Linked DNA regions of Mus musculus: all the other regions are linked to region 2. The links are chromatin loops, found by intact Hi-C in ENCODE. Cell type or tissue: left cerebral cortex. All regions are shown on one strand. Links, peaks and the distances in the headings refer to the core of each region. The heading gives the core; the rest is flanking DNA.

The links. Peaks named below come from ENCODE experiments on the same cell type or tissue, not always from the same donor. Only the 100,000 strongest peaks of a DNase experiment are listed, where the experiment ranks them.
Region 1: it touches region 2 in a loop (9-fold over the local background); 22 of 42 quality-filtered maps call a loop at or near these places.
Region 3: it touches region 2 in a loop (13-fold over the local background); 26 of 42 quality-filtered maps call a loop at or near these places.

Annotation. Positions count from the first base shown.
Region 1 is chr3:55,077,468-55,083,599 of GRCm38, forward strand. All of the region lies in intron 6 of 4931419H13Rik (RIKEN cDNA 4931419H13 gene), which reads left to right. Among named protein-coding and RNA genes, the nearest start is that of 4931419H13Rik, 25 kb to the left of the region's middle. In left cerebral cortex, for the core only: a CTCF peak has its summit at 2,826 (motif pointing right); a DNase peak (open chromatin) is centred at 2,826.
Region 2 is chr3:55,352,368-55,358,499 of GRCm38, forward strand. All of the region lies in intron 3 of Dclk1 (doublecortin-like kinase 1), which reads left to right. Among named protein-coding and RNA genes, the nearest start is that of Gm9831, 48 kb to the right of the region's middle. In left cerebral cortex, for the core only: CTCF peaks have their summits at 1,051 and 2,629; DNase peaks (open chromatin) are centred at 1,012, 1,807 and 2,595; H3K27ac peaks cover 1,773 bases.
Region 3 is chr3:55,148,747-55,154,878 of GRCm38, forward strand. Ccdc169 (coiled-coil domain containing 169) reads left to right here. Exons shown (of 8, transcript NM_177203.3): 3 at 1,966-2,076; 4 at 2,159-2,199. Among named protein-coding and RNA genes, the nearest start is that of Ccdc169, 12 kb to the left of the region's middle. In left cerebral cortex, for the core only: CTCF peaks have their summits at 3,463 (motif pointing left) and 4,367 (motif pointing right); DNase peaks (open chromatin) are centred at 3,459 and 4,391; H3K27ac peaks cover 101 bases.

The DNA of each region.
Region 1 (6,132 bases), core at 504-5,503, 280 kb before region 2:
TGTGTGTGTGCGTGTGTACAAAAGCCTAGGGAAACGAGAAAAGGGCATCAAGTCCCCTGGAAGTGGAGTTACAGGTGGTTGTAGGCCATCATCTGGAGTCTAGAACAAAACCTGGGTCCTCTGCAAGAGCAGCCAAGGTGCCCTTAACCACTGAGCCATACTCCAGTGCCCAGGTGAGAGTACCTTTTATTTTGAATGTTTTTATTTTCTTGAGAAGCCTTGTTTACATTACGCCAGGGCCTTTGTGACCTTCACAGGACTGCAGAGAGATGATCAGTTGGAAGCCAGGAAGCAGTTCAGCTCAACACGGCTGAGCAGCCGATGTCACTAACACTTCTAGAGTCTGACTAACCGCAAGCGGTTTATTTTAGGCATGTTTAAGCACAGAATGTTTTGGTGAAATGTTTCCTGGTGATAATTAACTCAATCTCATGTCCATTAAAAAAAAAAAAAAAAAGCATCCATAAACCTCCCTGAGGAACCTAGTATGCTAAGCAAGGACCAGGTGACTGCATAGAAACTCTGTAAGTATTCTTCTATGGATTGACTGAGAATAACAAGCTTTAGATAAGGGTCTCAGGGAGGGTAGAACCCTCGTAGACGACACAAAAGTCACCAGTCTAGAAAGCACAGCTGCTCCCAGCATTCTGGGCAGAAAACAGGCATCTCATTCCTTCCCATGAGGGAACAACCTTGTGTGCTTAACCTTCCAGGATCCTCTAGCTCTTATCTGTGAGCACACGACCTGGATCCATGCCACCTATGAAATTTTATGGCTCAATCCCTGGAAGTGGGAAAATGGCATCCTACAGTAACGTAGGGAACAAAACGAGGGGTAACATCTAAAGAGGCATCTGCTTTTATACTCTACCGGCAGGGAGGAAATCCATGAGAAATGTTGCACATTAAACCTGAGGCCAGCTGGGGCCAAGAGGCCTTTACAGAACAGCTCTTTGTCAAGGAAGACGTGTGTTGGTCACACATGAATTCAACCAAGCGCTCCCCTGTGGGCTGCTTGCACTGTGCCTGTGCAGTCTTAGACGTCAGAGCTCTAATTTCCTCTAACAGTCTAAAAGAGATACTTGTTTTGGGTGTTTAAATTTAAATAATAAAATTTACTACTGAGGACCAGATTATACTATCAATTTTACTGCCATCTCCACTGTATCCTAAAACGTCCAGAATTCCATTACTTTGATCACGTATCAAATAAGCTTTAGCTACTGAATAAAACATTAAGAAAAATCATAGGTAAACTTTGCTGTTTTAAAATCATGATTCTGGTTTCTTTGTATATTTAACATGAAGTAGTCCAGGAGCAAGGTCTGTGGTCAGAGACTCATTTCAGTGATGTAGCACACACAGGAAAACAATAAACTATTCCACCCCCCTACACGGAACTATCTCAATTGCATTTGGTTACATTTGGTATTAAGGCTTCAGAGTTAAAATGGAAGCCTCAGAAAAGTTATGATACTTGAAAAGTCAGATCCTCATTAAAATGGTGATTGTGGGATTCTATTGCCACTACTCCCTCCATGCTGGTTCTTACTGAAGGGAGAAGAGTAAAGTAATGATGAGAGTCTCTGACTTTGCGAACACACACATACACACATGTGCGCGAGTGCATGCACGCGCGCGCGCACACACACACACACACACACACACACACGTGCACACATGCTTGGATTTATAATCCTCATACTTTCTGCAGCATCCAGGAAACCCCCAAGTCTCAAGGGTATTTTCAGATTTGTTATATTATACGGAAAAGAATTTAAAGCCATTGGAAGCTTCCGAAGTCGACATCATCCTGCATCTTTGCAAACGCTAACGTCACGCATTCCTTAGTTATATCACAACATCTACAAAAACATTAATGTGAGCAGCTTCCAACCAAGCCCAGCGCTTGACACTTTAGAAAGTTGTTAATGAGCATGCGGTCCTGTACAAGTCAGTGTTTAAAACAATTATATTCCTACGGTTTTATATCTGAAAATAATTAGTAGGGATTATTTTCCTTATTCCACAACCACGGTATTAATTAGCAAATACCAGCTGTCTATTTGGCCTCTTCCATCCTCTCCTTCTCCAGCCCACACCATTTCCAACACCCACCCCTTTACCTCCTTGCTTATCTCTATGCTCCACCCTTTTAGAGCTGCCCTCGTCTTTTCCAACTGATTCAGCTGCCATTGGTTTAAAACTGCCGGTACATTGCAACGGAAGTTTGGTATCTGTGTTAGGGCTTAAGTGGCGGTCAAGTGATACTTTTCTTGCTCCAAGAATATACTCTTTGATATTTCTCACTTATCCCTGCTTGTTATTTCTTCCCATGGTCGAGCACAGCTGGGCTGTGAACAGGTGGTATCGGAGTGAGCAATGCGCAAAGCCACTCAGCCCCAAGCATCTTTTGAACACGGTTCATCCTGATCTTGCAGGCTGTGGAACAGGACCATTTATTTATTTATTTATTTATTTATTTATTTATTTATTTATTTATGGAAGATCAAGTACAGACATCAGAATTGCTTCTTTGGTTCTAACTAGTAAGACTTCTAGGAAACTATCCAGCCAAGAAAGAATTTCTACTCTTTGGTTCTAACTAAGTAAGACTTCTAGAAAACTATCCAGCCAAGAAGGAATTTCTACACAAGCAGTTCCTGCCGTTTTTCTTTCCTGGAATCCTTGCGTGCCATTATGAAGCTATGAAAACCATTTGTGCATAGAAGAAGCAATCAGATCTGGGGACCTGATAACAGGAAGACTAAGGAGGGTTTTAAGCCCTGAACAGGACCGAAGTGAAGCAACTTACCACAAGAGGGCAACAGAGAGCTACTGCCGCATGGGTGTTAACTGTGTGCCATTTCCCAGGGGTGTTCACGGGCTAGATGGGTCTGTCCATGGAAAACTGTATTAGACTGTCTTTTTCCAAACTCTTGGATTGTGTATAAGCCCCTCAAAGTTCTGATGATACTTGCGATGAAGGGACTAACTTCATTTTCTCAGACGAATTAACCATGTTTTCCTTTGCCTTGTGAAACACTTCAGTGACTTGAGCCTTCTGTGGGAGTCTGTTCATTTATTTCTGTAGCACCAGAGACTGAATGTTGAGCCTCGCACTTGTAGGTAATTGGTTTACAACTGCGTTACATCTAGCCTACCATGGTGTATTCTTAACAATAACTGTAGGTGGACATTGAGAATAGCTTATATGATAAAGGCTGCTGAACAGGGAGGGAGTCTGTGGTATTTCTAAGACTGTCTCTGGGCTATCTGACCTCTCCTCAGGCTCCATCCCTCTGTAGCAGGATGGGGAAAGCTTTAAAAACACACCGCTGGAAGCTGGCTGAGTTGGCTTAACCCAAGGCCCCAGCAAAGGCGCTCCCTTAGACATGGCTGGGAACTGCAGTGGCTTTCCAGCTGCAGATAGGAAAGGGCTGTGCCACAGCTCACCTGAGTTTGCCATCCTGGCCAGGACAAGAAGCATCTTAGTGAATTCACAAGAAAGTTCTCAGAGAGATCCAGGAAATGAAGCCACCACACCCAGAATTCAGAAATCCCTATGTCTCTGGTTGCCTGGAAAGGCCTGAAATAAATAAGACTCCATACATGTCAGAAGGGCCCAGAGAGACAGCTATAGGCACATCTCTTGGGGAACACACAGCAAGAGAAGCCAAGGCCCACATGCTGTGGCTAATAAGGACACAAGAAATTCTTTTTGGTCCAGGCAATTATTGCTTATATAGACAGGAAGAGAAAGAGAGAGCCAATAGTTCTTAGTCCCTAGATTCTTCTTATGGCACACGCCTAAAAGTATAACCATGAGACACAAGTGTTGGCAACAGAAGTCATGACAGTCTCATGACAGCCTGTCCCCAGAGGAGATGGGGAGACAGGCCTCAGATGTCAGCGTTGAGAGGTTCCTACCTCCTCACTCACTGGGATACTGTAATTGTACCAAGGTTCAACCCTCCGAGCAGAGGTGTGTGTGTGTGTATGTTCGCTAAACGTAGGGACATTAAACTTAGAAACAAACAAGAAAGTAACTTAGGAAATCTCCCAAGCATTTGAGAATGTAAGAATTAATGCCCTTTCTAAACAATCCATGGGTCAAGGAAGTCACACAAGAAGTTAGTACTTTACCTAAATTAAGACAAAAATATAGGCTACCAAAATGTATAGATGGCCAAAGCACCACTAACGGGTACACTTCCAGCTTCAGACGCCTGTGTTGGTAGGGTTTCTTTCTATGTTAAGGAACTAGAAACCATTAAGCAAGCCATGTGGTTTGAATGAGTAATGTCTTCCATAGGCTCGGGTGGCTTAATACGTGGTGCCCAGGGTGGTGTTATTTGTGGAGGTTCCAGAACCTTTAGGAGGTAGAACTTAGCTGGAGGAAATAGGTCACTGGCGGCAGGCTTTGAATGTCCATAGCCTCACCCCAGTTCCAGTTTGATCTCTTTGCTTCTTGCATGATGAGATGTGACCAGCCAGCTCCCTGATCCAGCCATATCTGCCCTACCAGTCATTACGGAATGCCTGCCTAGAACTGTTAAGAGAAAATAAATTATTTCTTCCATAAGTTGATTTTGACCATGGTAGTTTGTCACAGTAACAGGAAGGTAGTTGATGCAAAAAATTAATGCCAAAGTAGCTTAATAAATGAAATGATAAAGGGTTTATTCTTATATTCTAGGAGTTACGATCACTGTGTAGAATAAACTTCAGTGACTGGGGAACAGAGAGCCCTGAATGCGCTGTTAGACTTACATTCAGTAGATCTTCCATACAGAACCCATCACATTCAATGGTAAAAAGATGGTCCTCTCAGCAAATGATTCTTGAATATCCACATGGAAATGTGTTGATTCTTGCCTCGCATCATTATTAAGACCTAAACATGGATTACAGATCCAAATATAGAAGCGAAAACGATAACAACAAAATGTGAGAGGAAAATCTTAGCACAGGAGTAGAGCTGTTGCTAGGCAGCCTGATGCTGTATCTATCTGGCCTAGTACAGGTTAACCGGAGACCAATAAAGGTGGAGATGAGACTGCAAAGCCAGGCGGTGAGCCCCCAGTGACAGCCACAGGCTAATCATGCCTTTTGTGGGCTTTGTAGTTTCTCAAAACAGTAAGAGAGATGCCAGGATATTCAAGGCAGAGTCTCTAATGACAGTTTGAATGGGAAGATCAGATACGTGTTCCTACCTATGGAACAATTATAGTGGACCATTGCACCAAAGACTAGAGCAGAGATCCATTTTATATACCTAGAGAATGACAGACAGTTTAATAGTTGTTTTCTCTGCGGAACTTTATTGAACAAATAGTGGCTGAATGCCCATCTGGTGAGCAGGGTGCTTGCTGTGCGAGCTGATACTCAGGAGGGAGAGGACTGTAGACTGGGGCAGACACTTCCACTTGGAGTGAGATTTCACAGATCCAGAGCTAGAAGGCGTTGACTCTAACAATTCTCCCATCCTCAGGGTTTATTAAATGTCTCCCCCCCCCCCCCCCATGTCTTCCTCTGTTGGGGAGGGTTGCAAGGGTAAGTGCATGGTGTGTAGCTACCTAGCATAGATAACAGTGCCTCTCCCTGGGATCGCTAGGGAACACCAGCTGATCTGGGAGGAGCTTTATGGTTGGGACTTAGTGAATAACCTTGCACTGGAGTCCTCATAGTGTTTCAGCTGTCATTTCCTTAATGAAAACCTGCAAAATCTGAGACATCAGACAATAGATCTTACATCAAGCCAGAGTCTTTCACCCAGAGAAAGCAAGAGTTTTAATAAAACTTGGTTTTCAGCTATTGAGACATAGAGAAGTTGGAAATTGACTAATTAACTTTGTTTTTAAGAAAAAGTCTAGAATTTCATTGGAACGCCCCCCCCCCCAATTCTTCAAATAGTACAAACTCAAAGGATACTTGATTCTATCTTCCCTGCTCCTGGGAAGTGCTACACCACACAGAGATTGTCTTGCTTTACGCAGCTCTATTGAAGCATTAACAATGAAGTGCGGACTCTGTTCATCATCTCCTTCTTGGACCAACATCCTCACAATAGATCCAAATGTAATAATCAAATTTACCTCTTCCCAAAACCCTTAGAGCCAAATCTCCAAT
Region 2 (6,132 bases), core at 624-5,623:
GTGGTTGGACTTCCTAATTTTCTGGAATTCTAGGGTAATACTGTGCCACCCCCTCGTCCTCCTCAGCGTTGCGGCTGGAGGAGAGACAGAGTGTCTCCCATCCACCTCGAGATGCCGAGGTCTTAGGTCATGTGAGGCTGTTGATTATCCCCCAGGCTCTGTTCAGCTCGGACCCAGGATGAAGACCACCCAGAGCCGGCTCACAACCATGCCGTCTGGTCTGAGGGGATGACTAAACGGTGGCCCAGTTTCGGCTGCCAACGTCTTTCAGAGGCCATGAGAGGACGCCAGCCCGGTTCGGTCTATGCTGTTCTTTGTCAGACTCTTTGATGACTAAAGATGTTTCTGAGCTAAAAGTCAGGCACCTCTCCAAGGGCCATGGACAAAGGGAACCTCCCAAGATGGTTCTGTAGTCACTAGTTACGAACGGTGTTGGCTCCCTGGTTCCGGCCTGGCACTAGTGACACCCAGTCATCGCACATGGAGTTTTCTCACGGAGTAGCTTGTCCTAATGGTGGTGATTGGTGACATTTTATAAACTCAAGGCCCAAGGATGTTGGATAGTAGAGGAGATCGAGTAAGCCAGATGGCTGGAGCCAATGCTGTCGTTTACAGCCCCTAGTTTCCTCTTGAGTGCAAATCCTTCATCTGAACTCTGCTTGTAAAGAACTGTGAAATGCCCAGGAGATGCAGCCTATGTTTGGCTGTTCTTGGTCCATGCAGAGCTCTAGTTTCCGGATATCTGACTCTGTCTTCTGGCATCCATGAGCACTGCAGACATACGGTACACTTAGATCCGTACAGGCAAGCAAGCCTATGAGTAAAATAAAAATAAATATTTACCAATAAAAGATACACAGACACTTTCTTGAGGCAGTGAACTGCATTACACTCTAACAGTGGGTGCACGCCCTACGCTTATGCAGAGCCACAGAATATGCAGTGCTGAAAGAGAACCTGGTGGAAGCCATGGATCACGTGACAGCATGTGGTAATGACGCGTCTGTGTGGATTCTTCATGTGTAGCAAACACACTGCTCTGCTGGAAGTGTCGCTAGGAGGCGAGGCTGTGTATGTGTAGCGAGGTTGGAACTGCAACTTCTGCTCAAGGTTGCTGCAAACGAAAGCTGTCCCAAACAATGAAAGCTTACCAACAAGAAGATAGTAATAAGATAAAAAAAAAATGAAATTTCATCACAGGTTACAAATGAATGAATCGTGAGGATATTATAGGAGGACAAGACCAATACTGTATGATCGGTTATGAGATGCCTGAAGCAGTCAAAGTCACAGAGAGAGAAGGTGGCCTGTGTCTGCTAAGGTCAGAGGAGGGAAAGAATGAGGAGGAAGTTGAAAGCTAGTTTCAGTTTCAAAAGATGAAGAAGTGTTCAAGAGATACAGTGGTGGTAGTTGTATAAATACGTAAGTAATAAAAATATTCATGATGGTAGCTTTTATGTGCTGAGTCTTTTACCACACTATAAAAATAAACGGTTTTTCCAGCAGACCCCAGACTAGGAGATTCTATTATGTCTCTGATGGCAGACTTTACGTTGGAACATTCTTTACTTGAGGTTAAAGAGGGGCCAGTGTGCTGGGATCCAGCAGGCCTGACGCCACTGCTGTGCAGAGAATCCTTCATATTTACTGCGAGAGGGACCCAGCGGCCTGCATGCGGTCCCCTCTGCAGAGACAAAGATCACTTTGAGCACTTACCGCGTGGTAACACACTGAAAAGGCTTGCTACGCTCCAGCTTCCCAGACTTGAATGAGGTAAATGACCAGGGCTGGCCTGCGGCCACCGGGGTTTGTTCCCCATGAATCAACACCACTTGACATGGAGCCGACTCAGCATCTTTTTCAAAGAAAGAAGTATCCTTTTGGGCTGACATTGCAGTGAGTCAGTCCTTTGGCACTGGAGTTGGAAGCAGGGCGAGACAGGGCCTCAGATGAGCAGCACAGATCTGAGGACCATGCCTTATAGATGCTCTTTGCCTCTCAACCTTTCTGTGTGTTTGCTTTCTGTCTGTCCTGACCCTGACCCCCTGAACGGGATGGGCTGGCTGAGGTCTCTGTGTCAGGGCTCTGTCATCCATCACTTTATGGTTGTTAGGGAAGGCATTTGGCATCACTTTGCAGCCATTGGCCCCTGCCTCCGCCATGGTCTGACATTTTGAACACCCATTTGCCAGGCTTCATTGTTAAGCAGAGCCCTGCGAAAGATTGGGGACAGGTTGGCTAATGATTAAACTCTGGAGGGCTCATGTTCCTTGTCTTTAAAACAACACATATGGATTTCACTTAAGAAGAGAGCTTTTCTGAGGACCCGAGAACCAGAGGAGGCATGGGTGGGGCTTCAAAGTCTCTGGACTCTGCACATGGGGAGTTCTTACTCTGGTTAGATTTTAAATTGTCAAGATTTAAGCTTATTTTATAACGCTTTAGAATACCCACATGATTCTGCTAACAAGTGTCATTTCGCAGTATTTCTTTATGAAGTGGAGCTTATAAAAGGTGGTGTGTGTGTGTGTGTGTGTGTGTGTGTGTGTGTGTAGAATTCAGCATAATTGCTGCAAGTCTAGCTTGACTTTTCTGGAGTTCTTCTGCCACTCTGTGGACAATTGTGGTATTACATGTTGTTTCTTCAAGCATCTACATTTTCTATTTTGTTATTAAAGTGGGAAAGCATTCTACTATGTAGCTTTCCCCCTTAGTTATAATCTAATATTAAGGATTAATAATGAAAACCAGCGCATAATAAAATCATCACACATTGTTTTAGCTAGGGTTTCCATTGCTATGAACATTTAATTGGGGCTGGCTTACAGGTTCACAGGTTCAGTCCATTATCATCAAGGTGGGAGCATGGCAGCGTCTAGGCAGGCATGGTGCAGGAGGAGCTGAGACTTCTACATCTTGTTCCGAAGGGAACTAGGAGAGACTCAAACAGCTAGGAGAAGGGACTCAAAGCCCACCCCCACAGTGACACACTTTTTTCCAACAAGGCCACACCTCCTAATAGTGCCACTCACTCCCTGGGACAAGCATATTCAAACCACGACACACATGGGCTTACTTGTTATATGGAAAAGGACAACATAAATCATGGAAATTCACTGACAGGTTCGAAATTGATGCCAATTTATGATAATTGTAGTAACGAGCCATTAAGGCCTCCTTTGAGGGACAAATGGCCATCCTGGTTCCTGTAATCTACACATCTGAACATGGTTTTGTGCTTGGGGTGTCAGTTGACAGCTCCTGATGGAGAACAGGGCCATCCTCTCACCAAGCACGGCTACGGGACTGCCTCTTCCCACCTTGAATCCACTTGTGGGAAAAAATTAAATGTCCTTCTGCCACTGGTACACCTCTGGGGTGATATCTGAAGTTGGATCTCTTCCTTGAGAATGGCAGTGTATTCCTGTACTTATTTATTGTACCCCTAGTCTCTGTGATTCAAGCTGATACCACTGATCCGGAATATTCCAGCCCTAGTCATTCCTTGTCCTCAGTCTCCTTGAACAGTCCTAGTAAGGACACCCAGTGGGGTCAGACCAGTCAGAGCTTATGTTGTCAGAACTGATCAGAGGAGTCTGAGGACAAAAGGCGGTTGAGTCTACCTTGTTTGGGGCAAGCACCAGGTGGTTGGCACGCCTGTCCCTCTTACCACTCCCAGTAAAGAGGCTCAGATATGAAGGCTGTGAACCGATCATGGTGTCGGCTGCTCTCTGAGGAGCGTCACACACACACACACAGGATTTGTGATGTTCATGGCTCTGTGCTTGGTTTCTGAAGGTCTACTGAGGAATGGCTGACACAACTTGAGTGCATGCATATCCAAACTACAGCATGCTATTTTGGCCATTTTATAAGATCTGGTGAGGGCCGTTGAATATTTCCGGTTTATTTCCCTAAATCCGGAGTCCATGAGGCTTAAACCTCCAGGTCACTTCTGAGGCTTTGCCTCTTAGCGCACAGGGTCTCTACTGATGAGCATCTCAGCCCTGCCCACCTGAGTCGCCTGCAAGTGTTACTATTGCTGTGCCCAGCAGTGGCTCGCTTCCAACCTCAGAGCAGTTGAAGGCATGGGAGGGTCTTTCTCATGGTCGATGCACTGTTACTTCAGGAGACGCCAGCGATCTTCTGTGCCTCCAGTCTCCATATTTGTGAGAAGGGCTGAGTGTCTGCTGCTTACCACCCACGCTTCCCATCTCCGATACCACTTCCGATCTAGTGTCTATTAATTCTTCATTTGTACACAGATGAGTAAACTTTGTTGAACACCATCTATCTGTGTCTGGTTCCCTCTCTCTTCCCCTCCTCATACATGAATGCTCACACAGCTGAGCACTTAGTAGGCCATCAGTATCACATGTCAGGTTGGTTGATTTGGCTAATTGAGAACCTACAAGAGGAAAGAATTTGCCAGAAGTGGTTTGGAGACTAGATGAGATGAGGAGAGGGCGGTCAGAAGGAGAATAGGGCCGGGCTGTGGCGAGAGGTGTCATTAGACATGTACCGGTGAGAATCAGTTTGAGGTGTGCCTATGGGAGCCACGGGGACAGCAATGGATGGAAACGCTGTGGAGTGGAAAGAGGTGGATCTCAGAGTCAGGGGTCACTGCTCATAGCAGAGGATTTTAAGTCTGCAGTTGGAAAAGGAGACGCCCCGGGGCAGGTGGGAAGAGCTTAATCAGGCAGAAGTCAGCTTTTCTGTGAAGGACTCTCACTAGTGGGCAGCATGGGAGTTTGCCGCATGCTTCTTATCATTGCGCCAAGTGGACCCCAGAACCAGGAATGAAATTTCCCCAGGGTGCTCTTGGCAGCCTTTGGGTCCCAGGCATTGCCTCCAGTCTGGCTCCTCGGTCAGATACCTTCTCATCCTCCAGGAACTGCCCTGAGCATCAGATGGACACGTTTTCTTTTAATCCTCCTTTCTCCGTTCCATTGAGCACAGCCATCCTTTTGTGCCCTGATGGGAGTCATAAGAAGGGCTCTGGGAATCAGACAGGCAGTCCATTGGTCAACTCTGCTTGGTGGTCTGACCTATGACCTGTGAGGCATTTCAGGCTGAGTTTAGTGTAGTCGTGGGAATCTGCTCTTACTTAGCATGTGTGCTGCCTGACTGCGTGCAGCTTGTCTTTCTTACTCAGAAGCCATGTCCCTTCAATGCTGCTCCTCTGCCCTTAGCTGGTCTCAGGCTGTCCGAGTTCCTCCTCTCCTACTGTCCAATGTGTAGACCATCTCTGTGACTAACATCGAGGACCCTGAACTGGGGCTGTGCCTTCTGCTTCCCCACACCACCAACTCTCCCTCAGCCTGAATTTCAGAAAAGTCAGGGAAAGTCATGAAAATCCCAGCAGTGTGTTAGATTAATACATGTTAGTCAAAATAAAATAAAATTTAGATCTTAAAAATATGTGTGGAATTAACTTTAATTCTTTTGGGCAAAATATTAGAAATCTGATTGTTAGGGATTTTTTTTTTTTTTTTGAGACAGAGTTTCTCTGTATAGCCCTGGCTGTCCTGGAACTCACTTTGTAGACCAGGCTGGCCTCGAACTCAGAAATCCACCTGTCTCTGCCTCCCAAGTGCTAGGATTAAAGGTGTGCACCATCACTGCCCAGTGGTTAGGGAATTCTTATCATTCACAAAAATAGCTTCAAAGCAAGAGAATATACCCTTTTAATCTGCGGGTATGCACCAGCGTGACTGCTGTCTGAGGAAATCTAGGATTGTCCTGGGAAAGTGGAGTGGCCTAGATATCAAACAAAAAAAGCTCAAAAATCATGGTTGTTAAAGGAGAGAGAAAGGTAACTAGAGCCAACACCTCGAGCCTTAGTCAAAACAACATGTTAGAAGGAAACCCGTGTTCCAGGAGTTGGGCGGTTCAACAACAACAAAGGTGCAGAGCCCATGACTGGTCAAGATGATGGCAGACTCCGTGTCCAGTGAGGGCACTTCTGGATAGCTGGTGGAGGGCGTGGCACCTTCATGGTGTACCCTCACGTGCCAAAAAAATGCTTCTGTCTGGAGCTTTCTTCACAAGGGCACCAGCTCATTCATGAGGGGCCTTCTATATAATACCCTCCCCCAAAGCTTTATCTCTTATAAAGTGGGCTGAGGACTC
Region 3 (6,132 bases), core at 504-5,503, 200 kb before region 2:
CATTCCCAGCAGATGGCCAGCTTCCATCAATCCAATGTGACCAGATAGCAGCCAAGGCTACCATAGCGTTTACCCCACTTTTCTATATCCTACCTATCTGTGGACATACACGTATATTAGATAAACAGCTTAACTTATGACTCTCTTAGTTCCGTAACTAATAGCCGTATACAAACACATCCATGGCAGGGTGTGGTATTTGGGGCTGTGGTCACTTGTATTTAACTAAGAATCAACCCTCTTATGCTTTTTTTGAGGGAGCTCTGTGTTTTGTATCCATAGTAGCATATTATTAAACTAATGAAATATACTCATATAAATAAAAAATGCTTTGGTAGCGTTCTTATCTATAAAGCTTCTGTTGTCGTGATGCAAATTGGGAAAGATGGCTTCAGTTACCTGATCAGATAGAGTTGCATCTACCTGGGGTCAGTGGCGTCTCTTGGAAGCATGTTCAGTAATTTGGGGCATCTTTCCTCCTCTTCCATGAGGAATTTGGTGTCATGACTCTGCTTGGGATGGTGTGCATCCCCGTGTTGGAAGACTGTCTGTGCCTAGCAGCGTAGATGTGGGGTGCCGGCTGCGTCCTGGTAACAAGGTCCAGTCTGTAGCGGTGTTTGTCTGCCGTTTCACTCTGTCTCCTGGGACCCCAGCACTGTCGGGGCCTGGGCTTCAGCTCAGAGTGTTAAAGAGAAGGGGAAAACGAGCCACCACTTTTCCTCTCCTTTTATAAAGCCCAACTTCAAGGTGCTGGGCCATGAAGTTGGACAAGGAGATTTCAGCTCTAGGCTGCGTTCATCTACATCATCTCTTAGCTCTACCTCTGCACCCATCCATTCATCTGTCTGTCTGTTTCTGTTTTTGACACAATGTCTTGCTATGTAGCCCTACCTGGTCCTGTACTCCCAGTGTACCAGGACGAGCTTCAGACTCTCAGTCTTCCGAGCACAGGGCTACGGATGTGTGCCATCATGACCAGCCTTGGCTCTCACATCTTAAAGAATGTTCTTCAGCCTTTCCGAGCCTTGATTAGTAGAATAACTAACTTTTCAAATATGAGTGCCACAACAGTTAACAATGAAGTTAATGAAGTTTCCCCTCCAGCAAGTATGTAAGTGGTAAGACCAATTTCATACAATGGAATGGGATACTGGTACTGTTTGTTAGGATGTTGTATGGATGTTTCAAGGAAAGAGACAGGCTCCTGATACCATCCCCCGACCCCTAGTAGAATATACTATAAGGAAACAGAAAGTGAAGGATAAAACAGTGGCAGAAAACAAAGAACAAGATGTACAGGAGACACAGAGGTTTTTTTGAGTTCTGGCTCTGAGAGATAGCAATGAGGCTAAGAGACAGCATGAGGGTGGGTCTAATCATGGCAGTCTAGGAAATTCTACCTTAGAGATAAATACCTCAAAATAATCTCTTTTTTCATTCTCTAGCTTTACTAATGAAGTCAAGAAGTAACAACACACAGTTGAGTTGGTTCATAAATTGTCTATGTGTATGTGTGTACATGTGGTGCAGGAGTGCACGCGTGTGAGTGATGGAGGCCAATATATATGTCTTCCTTGGTCATATGCCACCTTCTTTATTTATTTGCTAATTTTTAAAGACAGGGTCTCTTAAGGCATATCTCTTACCAGAGGTCATTGACTCACTCTGTGTGTGTGTGTGTGTGTGTGTGTGTGTGTGTGTGTGTGTGTATGGGAGTGGGAGGAGGGCAGAAGGAAACATGCTTTAAGGATAAAAGAGACAGATCTGTCTGTCTTTTCCCCTTCCCCAGCTCTGGGGTTACAGAAACTCACCTCCAACCTCATTATTTTTTTATGTATGTGCTGAGATCTGAACTCAGGTCCTTATGTGGCATAGCCTGAACCATCCCCCAGCCCTGATTTGTATTAATTTAATGCACAAATAAGTGGCACTGGGGGTGATCTCGTTTCCCCATTTTTCATCCAGGCAGTGAGTGGAAAACCCGGTACGAGACCCAGCTGGAGCTGAATGACCAATTGGAAAAGCAAATAGTGTCTCTGAAAGAGAAAATGGAAAAGATGCGTGGAAACCCTTCAGGTACAGAAGCTTCGGTCTGTGGGCTGTGAGGCTGAGGAGGAGCCCAATGGAATTATCAACTGTCCCTTTTGCTTTCCTGCAGATAGACTGTCTTCCATTCGTGTCTATGAGAAGATGCCAGTGGTAAGTAGAGAGGGCCTAAGTGAGAAGAATCACCAAGGGAAAGCGGTACACAAGTGTCAAGGCTGATGTGAAACCTGAATAATGTTCAGGGGAGCTGGAAAAGGACCGAGGCCTTCAGGCTAGTCCGCCGCATAAAAGCGGGGCCAGGATCGAATGCAGAGACAAGCATAATGGGGTAAAAAAATAGTCAGGCTGGCTAAGAACTTGAAGGCACCTGCTTCTCATAGTCTGAAGAAGCCTGTTGAACACAGAGTACCTTCTCCATTTCTAAAGTGTGCGTGGTGTGTTTCTACCTTAACACAAAATGTGTAGACAGAGGTGTGTACTCGAGAGCACACACCGATACACAATACACATGAATCAGCACAGCTACTAGGTCTGCCGGACATTGACACAAAGTTTCACAGAGCTCTCCCGTCCCTTCTCAATGTCGCCTGTTAGTGTCCCCTCCCTCTTTAAGGTTCCTTCACATCGCGGGCTCATTCGAGTCGCAATAAAGCACATGTGTTTGTCCTTGTGAATTTATCCTTGAAAGGAGGGTAAGAAAGTCTCAAGACATGATGCACAAAGAGTCCTCGCTGCCGAGAGGCAGACTTTCCTCAGAGCCCATGCTGAATTTTTACTTGAAAAACAACTCAGGCAAAAACATAAGTGATATGCCAAAAGGAAAAAGGTACTTTGGCAAGGTGGGAGGAAGAATATTAATATAATTCTCAGCTGAATTTGTAGGATTCAGTATTGTAATAGTAATTTGTCTTTAATTAAATATACAAGGTCCATACATGAATCTCCCTTATGTCAGTCTCAAGACACCAAGTGAGATAAAGCTAAATGCTCTCTATAGCAGGTGACACTGAGTGTAAAAGGAGGCAGGGTTTGCCCAGGTCCACCCAGCATAATGCGCAGCCAGCCTCATTCTTACCCTCTCCTGTTCCACCACACGATGCTAACTGCTCTCAGAATTAACACGTGTTTTGAGCAGCTAGAGGCCGAGCAATAAATACATTTACAAGGCCCTAGGCACCAGGGGATTTCTGGATGTTTTTCAAGTAACTGCCATTCCTCAGTGAACAATACAGAGAAATCTCTCATTTTTGTTAATGACAAATTGAGGAAAAATTAGTCTGTTTACCTGCATTTCTGTTACCTCTGACCTAGAATACTCAAATGTCTTGGAAAGACAGGAAAATATCCCTCCTCCCTCTCTCTGAAATTGGACAAACCAGGTTTTTCCCTCCTCTGGTGGCTCACATCGCCATCTTGTGGCACTTTTAAGCATGGCTGCTACAGCTGTTGTAAGAGCCTTCCTAAGTTACAGGTAGAATTTTAACAGGACCTATGTAGTGTGGCCTGAAAAATTCTCCTTACGGAAGCAAACTCACTGATCACCTGCTTCTTCATGCCTGGACCTTACCCTCAGAACGACTCTGTAGCTCATAAGAGTGACATTTAATATTTAAGTATTTCTTGGTAACATGGAGAAGAGGGTTTCTGAGCAGCAGGGATTGAGAATCTAGCAACGAGGAACAAGAAACAAGGCCCATGTTCACGTAAGTGTGTCACCAAGGACTGAGCAGTCTCTAGATCCCTAAGAAACAAAGACATGCTGTCTTAGTTTTCAGAAGAAAGGACAGAATTTGTGTTGCTCAGACATATAATACTTGTATATATATTTTTTTCAATTTTCACTTTAGGTTGACAGAGTAAATGAATAAAATTATTTTTATGGGCCAGGCTATGAATATACAACATCTCAGAATTTCTGACTTTAAAAAAGATTTACCTATTATTTTATTTTTGGTTATGAGTGTGTGTCTGTAGGAATTCATGGGCAGCATGCGTGTGTAGTGCCTGGAGAGGTTAGAGGGCATTGGGTTCACTGGAGCTGGAGCTCTAGGCTGTTGTGAGCCTCCAGATGTGCGTGCTAAGACCTAGACCCGGGCCCTCTAGCACAGCTTGAAGTACTTTTCACAGCTAAACGTCTCTCCAGCCCCCTTCCCAGTTTGTCTTTGTTACGAATCATCAGTTTTTAGGTGCAACTTCCACAGACATACTCACAAACTGATGTCAGATATATAGATATATATAGATATATAGATATAGATAGATATAGATATAAAACAGTGCTATATATTGTAATAATCAGGTTTGTCCACAAGGGGGCATTTGTAATGTCAGCATGAAGAATCTCCTATTAGGGCTGGCGGTGTCTGGAGTTAGCTAAGTTGTATTGTTGTTTCACTCTCTTAAAACCTCAAGCAGGATGTTTTAATTTGTAGCTAGCACCCACCCCTGCCTATTATTGCTGTTGTTGAATTCTTCAGTGCAACAATTTACATTAGTTTTGAGAAAATGGGTCTCAGTTAGGTCTTCCTTCTGTATGGGATAGAGGAATAGGCTTTTTGATTATTTTTATCTTTTGCTTAAATCCTAAGTATATTTTACTTCAGGTATGCAAACACAGCCCTGCTGTGTAACCCTTTCAAAGCAAATTAAAACAAGAATGTAGGTGAACACGCTAAATTAGAATGCTAAGAATCACAGAAGTAGTATGAAATCCCGGTGTCCGTTTTGAGAATTTAGTTTCTAGGAGGGTCTTTAGCTTTAGTTTGTCTTCACTAGACAACTTTCTGGCTTGTGACCATTGATTTCTGCAAACAGATACATACCAGCTTGAAAGATCAGAACCATTTCAGTAAGTTCATTTCAGAAAGACCAGGACCTCCTCTGGATGTGGGGACAGGTCCACCCCTCTGATAAAATCACTTTCCAAATATCTAGGTTAGTAAGTTTGCCGTCAGGAAAACAAAGAATCAAAATCTAGAATGGACCCTAACTTTATCTTAGAATAATTTAGTACTTTTAAAGGTTTTCTTTTGCTGTATACAGTAATTATTCTGTACTAGCCTAGACTCTAGGGTATTTGATGATGGTGGTAGTCTAGGGAAATCCAGGATGGGTTCTTGGTTTCTCCAGTGCATAACTAGTTTTGATGCTGGTCTAATCCCCACCAGATTGCCAAGCAAACCTTTATGTCCGAGCTATACTGTAATTTTAAAGCACTGTGTGTGTGTGTGTGTGTGTGTGTGTGTGTGTGTGTGTGTGTACACACATGCCTGCACGAGTGAGAGAGAGTGGGTGGAGCTCATAGAAGGTCCAGGAAGGAAAATCAGATGCACCCCAGGAATCGTGGCCACGCAGCTGGAGCCATTTGTGCATACGGTGCTGAGGCTGACAAGAGAACATGGGTGCGACAGGAGACAGTGATGGAGAAAGTCAGCGTAGAACGGAACCTACAGTTGATCCGAAGCTGCTGCTGGTTAGCATAGAGATGAGTGCACAGTCAGACCGAGAAAGGCAGTATGATTCCTAAGCTCAGACAGCCGGGCAGGTGGATACTCTCAAGCCTGATTTATTTAAGGATTCATAGTTTGAGTGTAAATTGTCCCCTGTGCCTGAAATGGCAGCACTGCTGTGCTTCTCAGATGTGTCTGAATAGAGTGTTCTATTTTAGCCAACACTCTCTGCTGTGGAGCAAGTGATGGAGGCAGAGGCAGAGGAGTGTATGTCTGGAGCCTGGGCTCTGCTAACACTATTTTTATTTTTAGTGGAAGACTGTAGTTTATCATTTTTGGGATTCATTTTTATGTACCCTCCCATTACAAATGTGTACTCTTGTTTTTTTTTGTATTAAAAATTCATAATCTATTCTCATCTAGCCAAAACCAACAGCTAATGTAAAATTGAAAAACGATGCTTAGCGGTTTTTGACAATGGGTGTATTAGGATACAAATTGTGTAAGTGAAACCACGATGTTGGTTTGGCGAAGCTGAGTTTGAAGTGTCAAGTCAAGATCGAGAACAGACACCCAGGGCTCTGCTTTTAGATTTGGATGTGACACTGGCTAGCAGAGAAATGACAGTTGATGCTTC